Linked DNA regions of Homo sapiens: region 1 is linked to region 2. Evidence: chromatin loops called from intact Hi-C (ENCODE). Cell type or tissue: K562. All regions are shown on one strand. Links, peaks and the distances in the headings refer to the core of each region. The heading gives the core; the rest is flanking DNA.

Region 1 (12,484 bases), core at 1,863-9,862, 130 kb after region 2:
AAGTGGGTTCCTCTGGAGTCGGGTGAGTGACACAACCTGCTACAGGTTTGGTCTGTATTTTGTAAGCTGCGTCAGCAGAGCTTTCTATGAAAACCCCAGTGATGGGATCCTTTGTGTTTAGAATATATTCTAACCTAATAAGTGCATGTTGATAATACCTCTTTCTGTTAACATTTCAAAAGCCCGTTTTGCTGTAGAATCATGCATTTGATATTTAAAAGCTAATGAATCCAACTGATAGATAGTAGGAAAATTTTATTGATATATTCATTGCAAAATAGTTCTTCAAACCAAATTTTGTTTTTGCCTTTGTACTCATAGTTTCTTGCCAGTAAATGACTGAGTGATTGCTACAGTGAAAACACTACTTGCCTACAGCTTTGCTCAATTAATTCATAAGGACTACATAGGTAATTCATTAAATCTTAATGAAGATTGGATATAGAGGAGTATAGTAGTTGGATCTAAATCTGCAGCTCAAAAATCAAATCCTAACCCCTTAGACTGCCAAATCCAGAGAAAAGTCAAGGCCCTTTCTCTCCAGCCAGCGATGGCTATCATCCTAGAAACCTACACTGTTGCATGGTTTTTCCTCTGCTTGGAATGCTCTTCTCCTACCTACTTCCCACCCTCAGGTCTCGCACTGCAGCAATTCCTTCCAGAAACTGCTCAAGTGTCTCCATGAAGCTTTTGGCTACTGCCTCCTCCCCAAGGTCCTGGCCCCTTCCTCTCCACTGCCAGGGCACTACACACACACAGACACACACACACACACACACACACACACACACACCCGTCCACGCAGCTCTCATCACCTCTAGTTTCCATGATTTGTTTACTGTCTGTCTGCTCCTTACCTGTAGTCTAGTGAGCTCTCACAGTCTAGCACAGCATTAAAAAATGGTTTGTTGACTGAATGACTTACTAAAATAGATGAATAAACAAACGGATGGTTGAATTTGCTCATGAGATAAGGGTACCCACCACCCAGCATGTGTCTAGCACATAGTACACATAGGAGCAATGACCATCTCTGATGTTATTACTTTTACTGAATAGTTATCAGACATTGCATTCAGTGCTTTAATGAGTCACTCATTTATGGTAATCTTACTGCTATCCATATTTTACAGAAGAGGTAACAACCAATAGCTCACAGCGCAGGCATCAAACCCATGCTGTCTCATTCCAAAGCCTATGTACTTGGCAATATTAAATAATCTACTGCCTTTTTCTATAGGAGGCAGTCAATACTTGAATGAATGAGTGGATGAATGCTTCCCCTCTATGAAAGAAGCTATGGTAAGTAAGAAGTTACAGTAAGCACCTACCACCAGGTGCACAGCAAGTGCTCAATAAATGGCAATGCTATTGGCTTTGTTATTTTATCATACGGTCTCCCTCAGAATGACCAATCCAAATACCATCATTGAAAATAAGACATGGTATTAGGGCTGGATTGAGATATGCAAGCACCAAGTGTGTTGAAAATCATGGTTCAACATTTGTTTAGTGAGGAGTGATCAATACTGGCAAGGATGTTTTGTCTTGCTTTGTTTTGTTTTGTTTTTATTTATTTATTTTTATTTTTTGAGACGCAGTCTTGCTCTGTCGCCCAGGCTAGAGCGCAGTGGTGCGATCTCGTCTCACTGCAAGCTCCGCCTCCCGGGTTCACACCATTCTCCTGCCTCAGCCTCCCGAGTAGCTGGGACTACAGGCGCCCGCCACCACGCCCGGCTAATTTTTTGATATTTTTAGTAGAGACGGGGTTTCACCGTGTTAGCCAGGATGGTCTCAGTCTCCTGACCTCGTGATCCACCCGCCTCGGCCTCCCAAAGTGCTGGGATTACAGGCGTGAGCCACCGCGCCCGGCCTGTTTTCTTTTCTTTTCCCTTCTCCATTTTAATCTCTTCTGAAAGGTGATCTACTTTAGTAGAAATGGAACCATGTTATATTTTGTCCTTTGTGTTAGGATGCATAGACAAAGAACTGAGTTCACTGACAATATATTTCCATGGTTTTTGTTTTTGTTTTGTTTTGGTTTGTTTGTTTGTTTGAGCATTTCTAATATATAAGTGCCACAGGTATTTGTCTGATTGAACCACCCTATAATCTGGCCTTGAATAAAGAATGATATTATGACAAGTGCCACAAAATGTCTCAAATGCCAGTGATCTACTTGGCTCAGAGATTCTTAGCCCTAGTTTTGAATCAGCTCATTTGGGGAATTTAAAAAATCTTCAGATACCCAGCATCCAATCTCAGAGTTTCTGATTAAGGAGAACTGGAGGGTTGTGGTTGACACATGTACTTTAAAGTAGCTCAGTCCTATGAATCGGGATGAGAAGACTGTGTCCAGAACTAAGGAGACAAAGTACATACAGGCCTCTTCTGTGTCTGGCATATAAATATAAATACAAACCTTCCTTACCTTGAAACCCCCTAATTAGGATGGCAGATAGAAAAAGACAGTAAAGATTTATTTCCAGCCTTGTCTGGGGGAGAATGGAATCTGACTGTGACTATGCAAATCATTTGCACAGACCTATTCAGTGGTTTCACAAATTTGGCTTTTTATTGGAATCACCTGTGGTAGTTTAAAAACGAATCCGCAAAAACCATAATCTGAGTTCATGGGCAACACATTTCTGTGGTATTTTTAGCATCCCTAAGATATTGATGCCACGGGCTCCCATCCCTGGTGATTCTGATCCAATTGATTTGGGGTGTGGCCCAGGTATCAGGACTCTTGAAAGCTCCCAGGTGATTCTAATGTGCAGAAGAGTTTAAGAACCACTGGTCTGTTTGAAGAGACTGCATCAGACATGGAATAACTGACTCTGTTTGGCAATTTCCTTTCAACGAAGGTATCCTCTTGGATTGCTCTTTCTGCCACTCTCGAAGCCTAACTCTCAGTAAGCAGACCTCTGTTTCAAAGGCAAGAAGAAGGGAGTGCAGTGAGTACAGCTAAAATGTAGGATTCTCTGGTTTCCTAGAAGTTCTAGATGGGACCTCTGGAAGATTTTGTGGAGGCACTTTTTTGATATGTACCTTTGCTCCATCCTTATTCTCACAAAGAGAGCTCCTGACTTTGTAAGCTAAGGTGTTAGGCTGGCCAAGAGAAGTAGTCCATTTGACAGTCAAAGATCTCAGTAAAACTGAGTACGGCAGGGTTATGATTTATGTGGTAGATTAGTATGCGCCAGCTCACGAGGGCCTGATCACCCTCTGGTGCAGTAATAAAACTCTGATTCAGAGCCTGCAAAACTGAGAACCAGACCTTGCTTTCTCAGTGATCCTAACAAATTGCCATCCTATGAGGCTTGTCAAGAAAAGGACAGCCATCCCAGGTCATCTTTTGTAAAGAATGACCTGGGAAGCATCTCCAAAGCATTTACTCTGCTAAATAAATCAGGGCACTTTGCTCCCTTAGCTGAATGCTGAAAGTTATAGACAGGGATTTGGTCAGACCTAAGAAGGAAAAAAACCTGTCATCATGGAGAGAAAAAAGAAATAACTGAAGGATCTGTTTGCCACCAACATGAACACCAGTCAAAGGATGGTGTGTCTGAAAGGGAAACCATGAGACAGAGTGATTCTAAACCAAATGCAGGTGTCTGAATGACCTTCTCATTGCTGAACCCATGAAGCTCACTAATTAAGATGACATCCACCTCTGCAGGGAGTAATTTCAACAAAGGAGTCTTCTCTTCTCTCTCTAACTCTTCCTCTTTTCTTCGTCGATCATGTAGCCTGCCTAAATGTCCCACTACTAAGGCTTGTTATGATATAAAATACAAATATTTTGGGAAAGAGTAATATAATAAGCCTTCTCATGAATGTATGTATAGTGATTTCCAACCCTGGCTACATGTTAGAATCACTTGGAGGAGAGGAGTTGTTTTTGTTTGTTTGTTTTTAAATACTGATGCTAGAGCTTCACTGTCAGAGATTCTGATTTAACTAGTTTAGGGTGGAGCCTGGACATTGTTTTGTTGTTGTTGTTTTAAGGTGATTTTTAATATGCAGCCAAAGTTAGGATCCATTGGTCTAGAGTGTGGAAAACATCGTATTCTTCCTGGAGGGCAGATTTTTATTGGGAAGGAAAGAAAACTGAGTCTTTAGCCAAAAGGAGGTAGGAAGAAGTACCTGGGATTTTTATAGGAGATGGGGAAAGTGGAGGTTAGGAAGAGAGGTAGTGCTGAAAATAAACTTTTATTTGTCAGTTTTGCCTAGGGCTGGCTCTGACTCAGGACATAATAGCGATAAGAAGCAAGGAGGAGAATCAGCTTATGAGAAAAGTGCATCTTCATAAATACATTTTTTTTTCTTTTTTGAGAGGGAGTCTCATTCTGTCGCCCAGGCTGGAGTGCAATGGTGCAATCTCGGCTCACTGCAACATCTGCCTCCTGGGTTCAAGTGATTCTCCTGCCTCAGCCTCCTGAATAGCTGGGATTACAGGCACCCACCACCATGCTCAGCTAATCTTTGTATTTTTGGTAGAGATGGGGTTTCACCAGGTTGGCCAGGCTGGTCTCAAACTCCTGACCTCAGGTGGTCCACCTGCCTCAGCCTCCCAAAGTGCTGGGATTACAGGACTGACCCCCTGCTCCAAGCCATGAATACATGTTTAAATCTGTCTCAATAAGAATTCTTTTAATTATTCTTTGAGTTTCCAACACTGGAAGCTGACCACCTTCAACTAAAGCAGTTTTAGTTCCTATAGCACTTGTTCTTCCTGGATAACTCTAAAATAAAAAAATTAGCAAGATGGAGAATTAAAATATGCCTCTGGGAGAGTGGTGAGTGTTCTGCTTAAGGATCTCTCAGGATAGTTTATGTAAGAACCTTTAAGTGTGCTCTCAGAGAAATAAGTCTCAATCTGTTATTGTGAAATGACTATGTAAACATCTGTCTGTTTTTTTTTTTTTAAAAAAAAAACATTCCAGTTATATCTTGTTTTTGTTTGCTTCTCTATCGTTTGCTGGCCAAACAGCTTGCCCCTTGCCCTGTTGTCTTGTTACTTTGCTTGGCATGAAGAATTTTAATGAGTTTTATTGGTTGCCCTCCTGACTTTTGTTCAGAACCATTTCTCAGGGCTGCTGTTGTACATCTGTTCCTCGGCCTCTGAGAGGCAGTGTGGCATCATTCATCGAGCTTGTGCGGCCTGGGTTTGAATCTCGGTTCTTTGACCTTGGGCAAACTTTATTGGATTTCCATTTCCTCATCTGTAAAATGGGAATGATACTAATACTACCACTCACAGAGTTGTAAGAATTGAATGAGAACACATATGAAAATTACTCTGTCAACCACAGCATGCTGTGCAAGGGATTTTTCTCCCCCTTCATTGGCCCATCCCATGGGGAAGAACTGTTAAAGTTCTTCAGAAGCACATGAAAAAGGCTAGACTATTTGGGGATATTTTTATGGCATCAGCTCCTGGTCTATGCAGCATTTCAGAACAGAATTACTGAGATCATCCTCTAGCCTGCCTGAGGTCACAGCTCATGGGTCATTGGCACCAGCCTCTGGGAACATCATCCACTGGATGCTCTGCCCCAGAATCTGGCATCAGATTTGTATGGGCTACTGGGTTTTGTTGATCTCACTTTAGGTAGGGTTCTAGATTAAGTCACTCTAGCTTGTGATAATCAGACAGTGAGCTGTGTAGATTTTGAGGATGTCGGACCAGAGTTTCCTCTTAGAATCAACATCTTAGCTGTAGTCTACTCATCTCTCAGCCCTTAAAGGACCCCATTCTTGATATATAACTCCCTGGGGATATGAGAGTCTACAAGGCATCAATCAAAAGCAAACTTCAAGCAAGAGCTTTATTGTTAGGATTTGCGGTTGTTCATCAATATTACGTGATGGAATCTGACATGTAAATACAATTCAGGAGGAAACAGGAGTTTATATTTTCCCATTCCAAGGCTTTCCTAGTGTTGATCTGAAACAGCAGTGATTCTCAAAGTATGATGCCCAGGCCAAGCAGTATCAGCATCAACATCAGCACCAACATCAAGAGAATGTGTTAGAAATGCAAATAAATCACTGGCCCCACCCCAGATCTCTTGAATTACAAACAATGAGGGTAAGGCTCAGCTATCTGTGTTCAGCAAACCGTCCAGGTGATGCTGATGCTTATTAAAGTTTGAGAAGCACTGATCTAGAAACTGTGGCCACCTGTGTTTTCTTTTGGTTCTTTAGAAGTAGGGATGATGACCTTCAGGGGGTTCTCTCAGGTACCTTCATTATAGTCACCCCCTTGGGGAATTAAGCTTTATTTGAAATATATTGGTTGCTGTCTACTATACTGATAAAAAGTTGTAAACTACTTGAATTTGCAAACTATGTCTTTTCTTAGAGTCTACCTCGATTCTTTTAATCCAGTGAATCCCGGGGCAAAACTTTCAGCCTGGTTGGTATTAGAGGGAGAGGAAGACAGTATTAGGAGGGTAAAATGAGGCATTGTCTGGAATTCTGTAGTTCACGAATGAATCCATTGAGGAGTGGGAAGATGATTGGGATGCCAGAGAAGAAGTAAGAAGCTGTGGGTCCTGTTTACCTAGATAGTTGGCTGTGACAAAGGACTGGTTTGATTAGAGTCATAAATTGTTTTTTAGGCCAGGCATGGTGGCTCAGGCCTGTAATCCCAGCACTTTGAGAGACTGAGGCAGGCGGATCACATGAGGTCAGGAGTTTGAGACCAGTCTGGCCAACATGGTGAAACTCTGTCTCTACCAAAAATACAAAAATTAGCTGGGAGTGGTGGCACACACCTGTAATCCCATCTACTTGGGAAGCTGAGGCAGGAGAATAACTTGAACTGGGAGGGACAGAGCGAGACTGTATTTCAAAAAAAATGTTTTTTTAAGTTAGTTAATTTATTTTTATTATAAATGGATCTAATTTATAGTTGTATATATTTATGCAGTACAAAGTGATGTTGTGATTTATGAATACAATGTGGAATCATTAAGTGAAACTAAGTAACATATCCAGCACTTCAAATACTTATTACTTTTGTGATGAGAACATTTGAAATTTACTCAGCAATTTTGAAGTTCACCACACTATGCAATAGATCTCAAAAGAACTTATTCATCATATCTAACTGAGGCTTTGTACCCTTTGACCATCAGCTCCCCATTTCCCCCATCCCCTCACCCCTGGTAACCACCATTCTACTCTCTGCTTCTATGAGTTTGATTGTTTTAGACTCCACGTGTAAGTGAGAACATGTGGCATTTAGCTTTCTGTGCCTGGCTCTTTTCATTTAGCATAATGTTCTCCGATTTCATCTATTTTGTTGCAAATGATAACATTTCTCTTTTTTAAGGCTGAATAGCATTGCATTGTCTATATCTGCCACATTTTCTTTAACCATTCATCTGTTGATGGACACTTAGGTTGATTCCATAACTTGGCTGTTGTGAGTAGTGCTACACTGAACATGGGATGCAGGCATCTCTTCCACATACTGATTTAAAATCTTTCGGGTAAATGTCCATTGGGATTGCTGGATCACATGATAATTCTATTTTTAATTTTTTGAGGAATATCTATACAGTTTTCCACGATGGCTTTAGCAGTTTATATTCCTGTTGTGGGAAGTCAGGGACCCCGAACAGAGGGACCTGCTGAAGCTGTGACAGAAGAACGTAAGTTGTGAAGATTTCATGGACATTTATCACTTCCCCAATCGATACTCTTATAATTTCCTACGCCTGTCTTTACTTTAATCTCTTAATCCCATCATCTTCGTAAGCTGAGGATGTATGTCATCTCAGGACCCTGTGATGATTGCGTTAACTGCACAAATTGTTCGTAAAGCATGTGTGTTTGAACAATACGAAATCTGGGCACCTTAAGAACAGGATAACAGCGATTTTCAGGGAACAAGGGAGATACAGTCTGGCTGCCTGTGGGCCCGGCAGAACAGAGCCACATTTCTCTTATTACCAAAAACGGGTAAGAGAAATATCGCTGAATTCTTCCCCCAGTAAGGAATATTAATAATTAACAGCCCTGGGCATTCCCACCAATAGAGTCATAATTTTGATTCAGTTCCAAGGTTTAGACATGTAAAGAACAGAGACCAGGACAGCCTGCCTAGTTGAGTTTAATTTCTGATCAGAATGTTATACACGTGGAAAGCATTTCCTTTATTTTTAAAGCCACTTTAACCTCCCTGAACTAGAGACAATGTAACTTAGGAGAAAGAGGACTGACTTGTGTGCAGAGCCATGTGTTCTAGTCCTGCCTTCCTACCAGCTTGCTGTCTATCGTGGGCAAGGCAGCTCTCTGGACCTTTGTTCTCACAATTGCAAAAAGGGGTTTGACTCCATGATCCCTCAGGTCTCTCTTCCAGCTCTGAAGTTCATGGATTAATTCCTCCATATCCCAAAAGCACTTGGTACTCATCTCAGTTGTCTGCTTTCCTCTTAATGGCACAAACCATTTGATCCCACCTTTTCACCACATCCTTTTTCTTACAATGAATCATGTTTAAATGTGGCGAGAGGTGCACAAAGACCCTCAGTCCTGTGTGGTGGCTCCAAGGGTTGGCTTGTCACAGCAGCCTTCAGAGGCCCAGCAGTGGACATCCAGCACAGAGCCACACGCAGCTTGCCTGCCAGAGCCCTAATGGCCAATGAAGGAGCTGTGATCAATGCCCTGTGCTCTGGAAGCAGCCTGACTGGCTGCCATAGGATTCTCCATCTGAGGAGCGGTTCTCTCAGAGTGTCGTTTCATCAACTTCCTGGGTTCAGCTGCTTTTACTTTCAGGACTCACAATTTTGGGAAGAAAAGCCTATGATTTCTCTTCCTGGGTAAATGTGCATTTTGTTATCTGACCTCAAGAAATAGCATGAAATTAACTTATTTCCCCTACCCTTGGTTAAAAGAAATGTAATTTTGTTCTGTGGCTCTTCACACGTTTGGTAATATCTGACCATAAATAGTTTTAGGAGTAGAGAGGGTCAAGCAAATAAAACAGCCTTGCCCATAGGCTGGGAAAAAATATTCTGCCCAACAAATTTAAATTGCCTTTCCTTTGATCATAACGCATATTGGTGGCCTGAAGGAGGATAGTACCAGTGTGCTGAAGGCTAAAATTTCCATTTCTATCACTTTTTCTTTACCCACTGGAGTGGCTATCTGAAGGACTGCTGGTCATATTCTCTCTCTAAGTAGGGCTCTGTGTCAGTTTCTGCTTTCAGAATGCGCTAGAGATCTGAGTAAAATGGCACTTTTTAGCAATAGCTAGTAATGTATGTTTTCTTGTTTTGCATATGATCACCCCTCTGATATTAATATCTGACTGGTCACATTAGGGAGCATAGGAAAAACACTTTTCTTACTTTATTATCGTTCTTGAGCCCTAAAAGATTGTTTCTCAGGTTCTAATTGATAAGACAAAGAGATATTCAGGACCCACAAATTCAAAGGCAGTTTCTGAATGTTATTCAACTCTAAGATTCTATGAGATAAGTCCAAGACTAAGTAAGATTTCCCTCTTCATTTAATAATGAACTCAAGACTCTGCTCTGTGGTAACAAGCCCTGTATCAAAGTTTTAATGGTAAAGTGAAAATGCTAGATTCTTTCATTTCCTCGCCAACAAATATTTAAGGGAGAGAGACAGTGATCTCTGGCTTTTACCCCATTTTAAGCCTTTCTTTTGTCATCATTACCCATTATAATGTGACAAGTGGGGGCTGAAAAAAATAAATTGGCTAAAATACGGGTCACAGGGTTGCAAGAAAAGGGCCAGAGCAAGCTTGTTCGACTAGCTGCTGAGTACCAAAAATGAACCATCTAAATCCATCCCTTTGCCAGCTTTGGTTGGCACCACCTGTGGTGATTTTTTCACTCTGGCTTATGTTATCAATAGGAATAATTCTAGGTCTGGTGACTGTCTAGGACTGACAGGACAATGACAGCAATTCCAAAATTCTCCCAGATAATTGCCTCTCCTTTCTTTGGCCAGTACTGAGATTGGCCTGGGAGGCTCCTGGAAGGTGGGGTCCCACTCTCTATGTCCCTGCTTCCCAGAGTTTTTCCCTGAGGCCTCACCCTCATCCTAGGGAACATAAGAACTTTGCCCGGGCCCATCTGAGCATGAGAGCTGGGGGAAGACAGGACCCAATTGCCAATCCTGGTATATTCGAACTAATGAGGGCTTTCTCTATTTAGACTGCTAGCACAACTAGAAGTAAGAAAATGCTTAAGTTATTTTTAAATTGAGTTGCAAATACAAGTAACATACTTCTGAAAGAAAAGTTCTAATTTTCATTAAACCTTTAATTTATTCTCTACCTCATTTTCTTGTTGCAGCTTTACATGATGGTGGGTTGGGGAGGTTTTCATGATCTCCTTTTTTTCAGATGAGGAACCTGAGGCACAGAATAGGCAAATGGCTTGTCCAAGATCACACAGCAAGACAGCAGTGGAGATAAGAGTCACTGCTTTTGATTAGCCCAAATCCTTTTCCACCTGTACCTTGAAGCAATGAATGTCAGGCAGCATGTCAGTTATATAGGTGAGATGCTGACCATTTTTTTCTCTTCCCCCACACAAAGAAGTAATCCAAACAATGGTCTAGCATTAATAAAAACAGAAATACCTTGTTAAAATAACAAACATAAATTGGACTCAAAAGATGACAGATTTTGTATGTGCCCAAAGTTTCAGAGATGGTTTTATTCATGGCCATGAGCCCAGCACATGCTTTTGTAACTTCCCAAGCTTTGCTTCTTCAACCCCAGTATGCTTCAACCTCAGGAAGTCCTCCTTGTTACCCTCTTTAAGTTCATAGGTAAAGATGTGTTTCATTTTGTTTATTGAGAATGTTTTGAAATTATTTTGTGTCCAGGAGAGATTGGAATGGATTGGAAACCATTAAACTGTCTCATTATTACATAGCCAAATGCTATTTAAATGAGCAATTATTTAAAGTAGTCGAAAGCAGTATTTTTTTTTCCTCTAAGGAAGAATCAATTTTATCACTATTTATTTCCCCAATTATTTTATCTTCACCTTCAAAGAAATGGAGTTTTTTTGTTTTTTGTTTTTTTTAAGTTGAAGTCTCACTCTGTCACCCAGGCTGGAATGCAGTGGCACGGCCAGGGCTCATTACAGCCTTGACTTCCCAGGCTCAAGCAATCTTCCCACCTCAGCCTCCTGAGTAGCTGGGACTACGGGTGTGTACCACCATGCCTGGCTAATTTTTTAATTTTTCATAGAGACTGGGCCTCACCATGTTGACTAGGCTGATCTTGAACTCCTGGGCTCAAATGATCCTCCCACCTCACCCTCCCAAAGTACTTGGATTACAGGCTACTGCGCCTAGCCAAGGTTTATATTAACCTGTTAATTGCTTTTCTTCATTTATTTTTTATTATTTAAATCAACCAGGAAAATATTAATCTTTCTAGTCTGAGACTGTGGGAATAAAGAATGAATGATTTGATCTTATGACTTGAGTACACTCTGGAGAAAGTAAACTGGTAAAAATATCTTAGTATCTAAGTTCAAGTTTGAGTTTTCAATGATTTGACTTTAAAGTACAGGAATAAAAAATCAACTGTTTAGAACAGTGTGTCCTGAGTTCCGTACATCAAGTGTAGTGTTTTCGTTAGGCTTAGAGTAGACCTACTAAGAAGCTTCTTTTTGATAATAAAAATCCATGTTGCAAGCTGTGTCCCATATTTTTCATCTAGGACAGGGATAAGCAAACTTTTTCTATAAAAGGCCAGATAGTAAATATATTAGGTTTTGCGGGCCATAAGGTCTCTGTCACAACTGCTCAACTCAGTCACTGTAGTGCAAAAGTAGCTGTAGACAATATATAAATAAAGGAGAATGGCTGTGTCCCAGTAAAACATTATTTATAAAGAAAAGCAGTGGGCTAGATTTTGGCCCAAGGGCCATGGTTTGCTGACTTCTAATCTAAGAATTTCTTCGGGTAAATTTGTTATATTATTCTGCACTGGAGGAAAAATATGAAGGTCAGTCAGCTGTAGACAAGAAGCTATCACTTCACAACTCTGACTCCTGTGATTCAGTCTCCAGAACTATACTTTAAAAAGAGAGACTTCCTGCTCTTGAATTAGGAATTAGAATGAGTGATTAAGAGAATTTTAAGTGATTCGTTTAAAAATACAACTTTTAAATGGGGTTTGTTTCTCATAAAAAATGTATTACATATGTGCATGTTTATGTATATATCTCCATTGTATACAGTTATCTATACTTCGAAAATATACCTGTCTAATATGCTGGAAACTCTATAATCACTTTTGCAAACTTTATTTTTGTTAGCTACATTCGCAAATAACAAGACTGGGTCCCTCCTTGTCCTTCTCTAGGCACCAAGTGAAACAAACATCCCAAATCCACCATATGTCTGATTCCAGAGTTGGTCGGCTCCAGGTGAGAGCTGTCCACAGGGCAGCATGTGGGTATCTGTCGTGCTA
Region 2 (12,484 bases), core at 2,435-10,434:
CTAAGGTTGACTAGGAAGAGTCTTGAAGAGTACAAAACAGAAAAAACCAACTGGCATTTTAAATTGAGGGTGTTATGATTAGTAACATACACTCTTTTTTTTTTTTTTTTTTTTTTTTTTTTTTTTTTGCCACACATAAACTTTTTGGGAAGAAGGAAGCCAGTATAGGAAAAAGGATAAAAAATATATAGATGGAGGAAAATGGCGATGAACGAAAATAGGTGAAAGAGAAACAGTAACAGGGCATATGTGTGAGAGGGAGGGAAGGAGCCGTGTGCTTTTGTCATCATTATGTTGCTATGGTAATGAAGCAAAATTGGGCTGATATTGCTCTATGGGTTTGCTTTGAATGAGAGGCCAAATATGTGCAAGCATAATGGCAGATTAACTCTTTAGTAAACCAAAGGGACAATTTAATTGTACTTCATCTAATAATTCAATGTAATTTTTAAAGAACTCTCACATTCCGTTGAAATAAGACCCAAAGAAGACTCTGAAGACAAATAATAATTTTGAAGTTTCTTTTTGTGAATTAGCAGTGAATGAAAACTTTTGAATTATAAAGTACATATTCAGTGCAGAAAAAAATGTAAATATATAAAAGAACAAAGCCAATGATGAAAAAGACACCAGATTCTGTCTGTTAACTTTTCGATGTGTAGCTCTTTAGTCTTTTCATGTATGTGTTTTCACCAATTGAGATCCCTCTTTATTATTGTATGTTGTACGTTTAGGCTGATTCCAGTTTTTCACTGTTATAAATAAGATTGTTTTTCTTTTTTTTAAGAGAGCATCAATTGCTCAAAATAGATTTAAAGGAAAAAATGTTACATACTTTTGATTAGACCTAGAGCTATTCTTGACACATGGTAGCCATTGGACAAATAGGAATTATTATGATTACTGACAACCACACATATGTGCAGCAAAGTCAATAACTATTTTGTTGACTATCCATTGGGGTTGCCATTCAAATATTACAGAAGTTGCCCTGTAGGTGTCACATTCAGGTATATGGCTGGAGGGTTTAGCAAGCCTTGTCCCAGAGGGTTTCACAAGGTGGAATTTACTTTTCTATGGCTTTCAAACCTTAAGAGTTTGCAGAATGTGTATCCATCTACATAGGATTTGGAGATGGCAACTCACATAACTAAACCCAGTAGAGAAGGCTGAATTAATACAAATTTATTAATTGGCAATATGATATATAACTGCCAGGAAGATGGTGCATTTCCATCTGTACAACCAATATATCCTCTTCTGTAGTCAAACAGCTAGCAAGAAAATCAGAAGTTTACAAACAGACAGAATCAGAGATGATTTAAATGTGTAGGCAGCCTTGTCATTCAGATAGGTTACTCTCTTTCCAGGACAGTTCATACAGTCCATCTCCAGTCTTGGTACCATATAATTAGCTACAGAAGATTTTCCTTTCTAAACACCCTTTCCAGGTCATCTTGATTGGAATTGTGTGGGTTCCAATTGTAAGGGTTTATGTTACATATTTGTAAATGACATCTTGGTTTACTTCCTCAGATGGCTGTTCACGTTCATTATATGGGGATACTGATACTTTCTCCAGGGGTAACTGGGTACATTTATTTCTCTTTATCATCATATTTATCAATGATCCCTGTTGGGTTGGCATTTCAGCAGACAGCTAAAAGGTTTAAGTATTTTATTATTAAAATATTTAGAGAATAATTAAAAAAAAATAGAGATGGGCTCTCACCATCTTGCCCAGGTTGGTCTTGAACTCCTGAGCTCAAGCGATCCTCCTGCCTCAGCTTCCCAAAGTGCTCTGGGATTACAGGCATAAGCCACCATCCCCAGCCTAGAATCAAATTTTAAAGGCTACAGACATACTCTGAAAATACCATTTGCTTAACAAATATTCACTGAGTACTTACTGAAAAAATAAAAGGAGTAACTCATCAAGTCTAGCAACTGTGAGACTTGTCTAATGGCTCAGAGAAGCTGCCATTTTAAAATTGTGATCTTCCCTGGCAGCTTCTGAATTTTCTAAAGGGAGAGGATTTGGCCCAGGAATCCAATCTCGGGCCACTTTAAAACATACTTGGTGGTGGCTCATGCCTGTAATCCCAGCACTTTGAGAGGCCAAGGCAGGTGGATCACCTGAGGTCAGGAGTTTGAGAGCAGCCTGGCCAACATGGTGAAACCCCATCTCTACTAAAAATACAAAAAATTAGGTGGGTGTGGTGGCACATGCCTGTAATCCCAGCTACTCAGGAGGCTGAGGTACGAGAATCACTTGAACCCGGGAGGTGGAGGTTGCAGTGAGCCGAGATCACACCATTGCACTCCAGCCTGGGCAATAAGAAAGAAACTCCATCTCAGAAAAACAAAAAACAAAACCCATACCTGGTTTGGGACAATGCAGAGGTAGTTGTGTGGAAGTGAGTGGAGCATCATCTAAACTCTGGTTTTTTGGGGGAGGATGTGTTAGGGACTGTGTGAATATTGAGGTCTGAGTCTAAGAGATCATTCAGTGTGATCAGGATGAGTGTCTCCTATGCGTTTCTATGTGATTCTTCTATGTGATTCTAGATGGTATCACAATAAGACCAAATATGATTCCCTTCTCCAGATAGGGAAGAAAGTAGAGCTGGAAGGAGCCTGGTGGGCTGAGAAAATGAGCAGCAACCTGCAAACTGGAGTCTGGATGAAGTTGAAGATTAGGTAAAGTGTGAGTATGAGATTGGGAGTTTAGGAGACAGCGCAAGATGACAGAAGGCTGTGTTTAGATCTGCAAGAACAGTGGAGGAGGTCCAGAATGATACATTTTCATGATGTGGTCATGAGAATGAGTTCTTATTCAGAAGCTAATGGATGGTATGAAGGGTGTTGGGAATATTTGTTGCTTTTCTCTAAACTCTTTTATCCTCCAGAAGCCCTAAAGAGACCTTCATCTGAATGTCTCATTAATCCCCGGCCCAGGCAGAATTCTGCATCTTTCTCCACCCAGTCCGATCTCCATCCTGCATTGCTGGTCCCAGCACCAGCCATCCAAGCCAGAAATCTGAAAGTAAGTCATCCTCAACATCTCCCTCTCCCTCACTCAAACACAATCAATCACTGAACATGTTAATTCTATTTTATAAACATTTTGCAATTTCTTTTCCAACTCTCTATTTCCACTGCTGTGGCCTTGGTACAGATAATTATCACAAGCTCTACCACTCTGCTCTTCTCGCCAACAGTCTTCAAAACCTCCAGTCTATTCTGTGCTGTCCCCACCCCCATGCTGGGTAGAATGAGCTTTTTCCTTCAGTACTTCAGCCTCCACTCCCACTCCCTCTGCAGGAGCTTCTCTGGACACACCCTGCTGTCAAGCCACACTGAACTACTTGAAGTTGCCAGAATCTTCTACATTTCTCCCTGGTCCAGTCTTTAGTTCAAAGACTGCTCCCTTTGCCTAAAATGCCCCTCCTTTCTTTTTTCTTCCTGGCTAACACCTGTTCGTGCTTTAAGGTCAGGCTTGTGGTTGCCTCTTCCAAGCATTCCTTAGTGACAGCTTTCACCCTTTCCTCCCTGCTTGAGATCCTCCAGACATGCTCCCCAGTACTCTAGCATATGCTAGTAGAGAACTACCTGCCCTGTATTGTGAATACAGATAGATTTGTCTTTCTTCCCCATTAAGTTGTGAGTTCGTTGAGAGAAGACAGTGAGTCTTATTCAAATTTGTATTATATTGCCTGGTTTGAAGTCTGACACATACTAGACCCTTAATAAACACCCACGGAAGGATAAATGAATGAGTGAATCCAGGGAAGATCCATCATAACTATAGTTCTTTGATCCTGTGAAGCCTCTCCCTTTTTGCACCATGATCATTTTATGAAGCACTGTTATACACTGTTAGATCATGTCTTGTCTGAACACTAAATCCTCATTAAAACTTCTTTGTCATCAAAGACTGAGACGGAAATGTAGTCAAGTGTCTTCATCTTTATAGATGAAGAAACAAAGGCACAGAGCAGTGGAATGACATGCAGGGGCACATAGTGGGGCCAAACTGGGACAGGATTCTGGGCCCCTGTGTCCTGACTCCCTGCTTTTTCCAACTACTACGTGGCTGCCCCTCAAATACCTGTAATTGCAAATACTTTTGATTGTGTTTCTTTGAGGAATGCATAAGCTGCTTTTTCTTTTTATGGGGTCTCACTCTGTCACTCAGGCTAGAGTACAGTGGCATGATCTCAGCTCACTGTAACCTCTGCCTCCTGGGTTCAAGCGGTCCTCCCACCTCAGCTTCCTGAGTAGCTGGGACCACCGGTGCATGCCACCATTCCCGGCTAATTTTTTGTATTTTTGCTAGAGATGGGGTTTTGCCGTGTTGCCCAGGCTGGTCTTGAACTCTGAGCTCAAGTGATCCGCTTGCCTCAGCCTCCCAAAGTGTTGGGATTACAGGCATGGACCACTGCGCCTGGACCATGATGTGCTTCTAACCTCAGGAAACAAACATTCCCACCTGTAGACAACTTTGAGTAGATGTTTAACCTTTCTCTGAAATGATTTTACTCTGTATTTCAAGCAAGAGGGTTAAAAACAGAGTGCCTTCCAATTTGGCTGCTTCTGGCCTCCTCTGTGCACTCTAAAACTTTCGAGGAAGGAAAAGAAAGCTTCTCCTTTCACTTGGCTAGGAGAATGAACATGGTCTGAGATCGGATTGCCTTCATTGGGTACTATGCCTCCTTGGTGTGTTTTTATAAAAATCATTCACATGAAAGTCACAAAACTAAAGCATTTGGTGCTGGAGGTGGGTGGTGGGTGTTCATAAAGTAAAATGCAAAGCTCAGAGCTGTTCCCATCTTTTTTCATAGTAATATGGATTGCTCTTCAAGCCCAATTTGGTTTTCAGGCTTGCTTCTATTTTCCTCTTCCATTCTCTCTACTGATCTGCAACATCTGTTAAAAAATGATCCCCCCTGATTTTTTTCTTCAGTTTATTTCTCTGATCACTGTGCTTACTCTTGTGGCATGTACACGTTTAGCAAGTCAGCGTGACTGAGGTTTCCTTTAGTTATAGGGCATAACCCAGTTTAGATATTTGCTTTATTTAATTGCTGCATTCAAAACACTGTTGGGCATTTCATATTAGTATTTTTTTCAGTCTAAAGATCACCTATGCTTATATTAATATTTTAAAGAGGGTGTTTTGTAGATATGGCTAGTCTGTTTGTCAGATGACTGCCTTTTATCATCCCTCAGAAGTTTTCATATTTCTTCTTGTAAGTGATTGTTAAGGATGTGTACTCACCCAAACAATATCATAGAAAAAAGCCAGAAACCTGAACACTGGAAGGTAAACTGATGGCAAAGACTTTCCATTTTACTGAGGCTTCTAAACTGCTATGTTCCACTTTGAATCATAGTTGCACCTTGTGTGTATATGGTATGTGTGTGTATGTGTGTATTTGCATGTATTAATATTTGTATATAAATGTGTAAGTATAGCCACCATGCATGCTTGTTGGGGTATCAGAACAAAGCACCCTCAGAAATATATAATCTACTAAGAAAAGAAACAATTTTGAGCACTGTGGGGAAATTCCAAGGAAGTCTAATCAAGATCACTGTATGACCAGATATCTCTTTTTTTTTAATGTCAGGTATTTATCACAGAATTTTAGCCTTCTTAAATAAAAAGACATACCAAATATTTACTAATAAAACATTCTGAATCAATTTCTGGCCCACTTACAGTTGAGGGAATAATGAAAGTTCTAGGTGATGAACCTGAAGTTTGTGGTTATGCAATAGAAAAGAAATGATTCTAGGACTGATGATGCACTTGAATTCCATGGTGGCTCCACCTGCCAGCCTCACAGATTCCCTTCCCCGGACTCAAGCTTCCGGTAGGGGGTGCTGTTGTCTAATATAAGGCCTATACTTTGCAAGAGAATTTGGTTATTACTTCAGGTCATTTCTAATCTTTACCGTTTCCCAAGATTTCATGTGTTTAAATTGATATTGGCTATTTCCTGTTAAGTTTACTGTGAATTTAATCTTATGCTACTGTTTAATACATTAAAGTGCCATTTTGGTTGCTGCCACTGCACTGATTAGCATTAAATTTCCCCAGAATGTGTTCTGAATATCAGTGAGCTTGTTCAGGAAAATGAATAATAATTTTATTGTTTTTAAAACAATGAAATATTTGATTACTTTGTAAAAATTCATGAAGTGAACTTTGATGAGGCTTGGGAATCAAACTAAGACTTTTAGAGGAATTGAACATACAAGTTTTGCCTTTAAAATTTTATTTTTCTGCTGGTGGAGATGTGTTATATTTGCATTTTTGAGCCTGAATAATTTTAATTCCATTTTTATTGTACAAACCCAAGAGGAACATTTGCTTTGTTTTCACTGATTAGTTATACAATTATTCTCTTCAGATATTACATGAACCATGAACCATAATATTATATTTCTTGTTAATACATTTTGGCAAAAGTATTTACATGACAACACAATACATAAATGTAATGACTTTCTCAAATGAGTACATTGTTGCCATGAAGCAATCACCTTTATTTTAATACAAGTAAAATTCATTAAAATTTTTCTCAATTAGCAAAGTGACTTTTCCAAATGAACTAGCGAAGGAAAAACATTTCTTGTTTTATCCTAGCTCAGCTGATTTGCTTTTTATTGCCAGATGTCTGTTTGGGAAGGAGAGGAAAAAAGAGGAGTGTTTAATTTTAATAAACTCGATGCAATGCTGACTTCTAGGGGATTAGGTATGGTTCTGATACACTTAGTTCCCTTTCAGTTAGTTTCAAAGTAAAAGTTAAATTTGAAAGCAAAAGCCTTTGAAGCAAAGATACTACTTTCAAGACTCTCTCATGTTGAAAGTTAAAACTTGGAGAACCAAATGAACAAATCCTTTGAATTCCAAACTTAATTTAAACAAAAGAATATTTTATTTTTCTCCTCTCACTAAAATGTTTAAATCCCATCATAAGTCTAATAACCAGATTATGTCATTTGACACAGACAGTTGAGTTGAGCCCTGTATCTGTAAATGCAAATGTAGCTTTTTGGGAAAAAATATAATTAACTTTGAATTTGCATTTACATAGCATAGATTTCAGATTAATTTAACTTAACTGCTCCTTATGAAGTAATTGTTTAGGCCTAGTTTTGGTCATTCATTTTATGTGTAGAATGAAGATATCTTTTTTTTCCTTAAGTTAAAAAATAAATGACAATACCTGTGTACCGACTGAATGACTCAGAGTATCGAATTTGTAAAGTATGTTAGATTTTTTTTTTTTTTTTTTTGAGACAAGGTCTTGCTTTGTCATCCAGGTTGGAGTGCAATGGTGCGATCTCAGCCCACCGCAACCTCTGCCTCCTAGGTTCAAGCGACTCTCCTGCCTCTTCTCAAGTAGCTGGGACTAAAGACGCCTGCCACCATGCCTGGCAAATTTTTGTATTTTTAGTAGAGGGTTTTGCCATGTTGGTCAGGCTGGTCTATTAGATATTCTTAATAAAAATGTGAAGTCTAAGAATATTAATTATCCTATAAGTTTATGTGGCCCTTGCCTTTAAGATACTTAGCAACACAGAATCTAATTCTTAGAATACCTGATTAGCATTCTTCGGATGGATTGTTAAGTTGCCAGTTAAATAATATTTCTAAGGGAATAAGGTTAAGAATGAAAATTTCAACTTCTAGTAATGTTTACCTAGGATAAGTGACAATTAATATTGTCTCTGTCTTGTAGGAAGCTAGATTAAGATGTTAAAATAAATTATACATTAATCATGAAGAAAGAAATCAATATATTTCTCCTTCCCCGATCTTCCAAATAGCTCTTAACTTTACAGAAAGAGTCAAGCCGTAAAAAAATAACAGCAATAAAGAAGAGGCACATGATAGACTCCAGTTAAAGGAGCCAGGCTCCATAGAAAAATGACTGATCATAGAGCTGATGCAGGGAATATACACCATGAACCTAGAGCATCTTGTAAAACCAGAGGGTAAGAAAGTGCTCAAAGCACAAAAACAGACAAAAAAAATGAGGCATGTCAGAGGAACACAGTAGCCAAACTAAAGCTGCCAGTGGACAAACCTGGAATAACTTGGGCAACAAAATAAATAAGGTAGTATTAAATTATAACCCAAAGTATAAAATAAATATTCATGAGTCAAAGCTTGAATAAACAAACAAATAGGAGAAGCTCAACACCACCCCTCAAGTAGGTAGAGTTTAACACTCCAACCCTTGAGTTTGAGCTGTGCTTGGTGACTTACTTGTGAAAAGCAGAATGTGGAAAGTGGAAATAAGTAACTACAGCGGAGAAATGTATCATCTGGCTCCAACACATCATCAGTGAAAAGTCATATTGATAGCATGTTCTCTTGATATGATGAGAATGGCACTTTACCTTCATTGTCTTCCTCCCAAATACTCATAACCCCAGTCTAACTGACATGGTTTGGCTCTGTGTCCCCACCCAAATCTCATGCTGAATTGTAATCTCCAGTGCTGGAGGTAGGGCCTGGTGGGAGGTGATTGGATCATTGGGGTGATTTCTAATGGTTTAGCACCATCCCCCTCATGCTGTCTCATGATAGAGTTCTCATGAGATCTGGTTGTTCAAAAGTGTGTGGCACCTCCCCGCTTCTCTCTTCCTCCTGCCCCAGCCACGTAAGACGTGCCTGCTTCCCCTTCACCTTCCGCCATGATCGTTAAGTTTCCTGTGGCCTCCCCAGCCACACTTCCTGTACAGCCTGGGGAACTCTGAGCCAATTAAACCTCTTTTCTTATAAATCACCCAATCTCGGGTATTTCATTATAGCAGTGTGAGAATGGAATAACACACTAACCATGATTAAAAAAAAAATAGACAAACCCAAATTGAAAGACATTCTACAAAACATCTAACCAGGAGAATGTGAGAAATTGTCATAGACAGAGGAGGTTAAAAAGACATGATGACTATATATAATGTGATATCCTGGAAATATGACCCTGGAATAGAAAAAAAAATTAGTGAAACTGAAGAAACTGTGGAATTTCGTTAATAGTAATGTACTGGTGTTGGCTCCCTAGTTGTGACAAATGAGCCAGGAGAAACTGGGTGAGGGGTATAATAAGAGAACTCTGTACTGTTATTGCAACTTTTCTGAGTCAAAAACGATTCTAAAATTTAAAAATTTGTTTAAAAAAGAAAAGGTATTTAATATTTCATTTCTGTTACATAGATCTTGATAGGTTTGGGGGGAAATTGGAGATGGAGGATAGGAAAATATGACACAAGAACTAATTCTGTCTCCAAAAAGCATACATGATTTGTGAAAAATGCCTCCCCGCCACACCCACTCCCAAAGCTTTCCACCCTTCTGGATATTAGTGATCATATTGTAAATTGGGTTTGAAGAAGTCCATGTTTTGTATTAAGCTAATGGTTAATGTGATGGATTTGCCTGATCTAGCATAGGCTGGAACTGTGATTCTGATACAACCTGGACTGGCACCTGTAATTACTGTTGTGCTGGGGATTACCTTTGCCTCTCAAATGTGTAGGCTCCATCCCCACTCTATTGGTCTATTGAATTCTAAGTTTTTTTTTTTAACTGGCTTTCTCTCTCTCTCTCTTTTTTTTTTAATGGAGGACCTCCTTTAGAAGTTTCATTGAAAAGAATACATAGGGAAGAAAATTTTGGAGAACTTGAATCTCTAAATGTCTCATTTAAGTGATATTTTGATTGGGCCTAGAATTCTAGAATATAAATTATTTTCCCTCAGAATTTTGTAGCATTATTCAACTTTCTTCTAGTTTTCTGTGCTCTCTTAAGAAGTCTGATCCAATGCTGAATCTTGATTGTTGATGTCTAACGTTTTCTCCCTTTAGAAACTTTGTGGATCTTCTCATTGTTCTCTGAGTTCTGAAATTCAAAATTATGAGCCACGTATAAGTCTGTTTTTATTTATTGGACTGGACACATACCAGGCCCGTTGAGTGCAGAAAGTCATGTTCTTAATCAACTTTGGAAAATTCTCATGACCGTTTTCTGTTGGTGATTTCTACCTTTCCCCTTTCCATTTTCCCTGTTATCCCATTATTCAGATGTTGAATCTCCTGTATTTCTCCTCTGGTTTTTAAATAAATACTCTTATGTTTTCTATTTGTCCTGACCTGAGGGTCTCCTGACCTTGGGTGACTCACCTGCCTCGGCCTCGCAAAGTGCTGGGATTACTGGCATGAGCCACTGCGTGAGGGTGCCTCTTGTGTTTTTTTTTTTTTTTTTTTTTTTTAAAGAAAAACACCCTTTCCTGTTATTTTTGTGTGTTTTGTTAAGGCTGACAGAAGACATGCACATGTTCAACCTGTCATCTTTAGATAGTGATCCAATATGTCTTTATAGAGGGCCTACCATGGACTGGACTGTGCTAGGAACAATGGGGAATATAAAGATGTTCCCTCGAGTCATGAAATTGAATCACTGTCAGGACTCAGTTTTAACCTGAAATTTAGAATTGGCCTTAGGAAAGACTGAGTAATTCAAGATGCTGATTTTCCCATGATTGAGGTCAAATCAAAGATGGAAAAAACATAGTGTAATAATTGTTAGAATGAGTAAGAAAAATCTTCCTTAGGTACTTTATGTATTGAGATTTCTACATGCTGTAGTAATTTTTTTCTTCTTTTCTTTTACTATTCGACCCAAAAAACTAATTAAGATGAAAAAGAGAAAAACTTTTTTTTCCCCCTGAGCATTTTCAAGATAGTCTTGTGAAAATAACTCTCCTTTGAAGGGGTGTTAAAGTCCCCCAGGATTCAAATATAATAAACTTGATGTCACACAGTCAAATGTCCATAGAAGCTACCTGGGTGTAAATAAAGAGAAGCAATAGAGCAAGAGACATAATATATGGCAGAAGGCCCTTGACCTTAGAGTTGAGGGACCACAGAAAGCAGCAGGAACTGTGGAGAACTGAACAGGGCATACCCTATTTAAAGAGGGTCCTCGCTATTGAACTTCAACCTCTTGCTGCTTTGTGGAAATGAACAATCCAAGTTGTCAAGGGAAACCAGAAATCTGTGTTTTTAATATGAAAATTTAAAATAAGATATTAAAACAAAATATTAAAATGTTAATATGAAATAGCCCAATTAAAACATTTTAAACATTAAAAAGTAGCTAAACTTTTTTTAAAAAAATACTGTGCAGGCCAAAGAAAATGTATTTGTGAAGCAGGCTGAGTTGTAGGTCTCCAGTTTGCAACCTGTGCCATAGTCTTCTATTTGCCCTGGATTCATTTTTCAAGATTATATAGGGCCATTCACAATTGTCATGGCAAATGTAGCCCCAAAGATTGATATTCATCTCTGGAAATATTAGGCTTAGCAGGATGCAAAAATGGGAGATTCCGACTTACTAAAAAAGTGGGCCAAAAATCCTATATGCTGTTTGCCATAAGAGTTACACTATTTTTTCACAAAGAGTTTTGACTCCATTTCTCAAAACCCGCCAGCTTTTTCACAGTGCTTCTAATCAGAATTGAATTTTTTTGTTTTTTTTTGGGGGGGGGGGACGGAGTTTCACTCCATCGCCCAGGCTGGAGTGCAGTGGCACAATCTCGGCTCACTGCAAGCTCCACCTTCCGGGTTCACACCATTCTCCTGCCTCAGCCTCCCGAGTTGCTGGGACTACAGGCGCCTGCCACCACGCCCAGCTAATTTTTTGTATTTTTTAGTAGAGACGGGGTTTCACCGTGTTAGCCAGGATGGTCTCGATCTCCTGACTTCGTGATCTGCCCGCCTTGGCCTCCCAAAGTGCTGGGATTACAGGCGTGAGCCACCGCACCCTGCCTCTGATCAGAATTGATCTTGCAATGCTGTACAGCTGTATATAGGAGTGAAGAAGCTCTCTATCCATTGTTAGGAAAGGACTGCCAATATATATTCTTAGGTGAAAAAAATCAAGGTGAGGAACAATGTCTAGTGTGCTACTTTTTGTGTTAAAATAGAGGAAAATAGAGACATATTTGTCCATTTGCTTGTATATGCATGAATAAAATCTAAAAGGTTACGTTTTAAAAATTAGGAACGACCTGTGGGGTACTGGGCAGATGGCCGGGCGCGGTGGCTCACGCCTTAATACCAGCACTTTGGGAGGCCGAGGCAGGCGGATCACGAGGTCATGAGATTGAGACCATCCTGGCTTACATGGTGAAACCCTGTCTGTACTAAAAATACAAAAAAAAATTAACCGGGCGTGGTGGTGGGCGCCTGTAGTCCCAGCAACTTGGGAGGCTGAGGCAGGAGAATGGCGTGAACCCGGGAGGCGGAGTTTGCAGTGAGCAGAGATTGCGCCATTGCAGTCCAGCCTGGGTGACAGAGCGAGACTCCGTCTCAAAAAAGAAAAAGAAAATGGGCAGATGGGAACAAACTGGAGAGAAGGCGTTCATTATATACCTTTTCCTTGAGTTATGATATCATCTTT

Evidence for each region. Peaks named below come from ENCODE experiments on the same cell type or tissue, not always from the same donor. Only the 100,000 strongest peaks of a DNase experiment are listed, where the experiment ranks them.
Region 1: a loop joins it to region 2, with 2.8 times the contacts of the local background. A loop is called at or near these places in 2 of 110 quality-filtered maps.

The regions. Positions count from the first base shown.
Region 1 is chr14:57,175,641-57,188,124 of GRCh38, reverse strand. No RefSeq gene overlaps it. Among named protein-coding and RNA genes, the nearest start is that of EXOC5, 87 kb to the left of the region's middle. In K562, for the core only: a CTCF peak has its summit at 5,128; no DNase peak of the experiment used is centred there; H3K27me3 peaks cover 384 bases.
Region 2 is chr14:57,310,821-57,323,304 of GRCh38, reverse strand. No RefSeq gene overlaps it. Among named protein-coding and RNA genes, the nearest start is that of AP5M1, 48 kb to the right of the region's middle. In K562, for the core only: a CTCF peak has its summit at 5,884 (motif pointing right); a DNase peak (open chromatin) is centred at 5,864.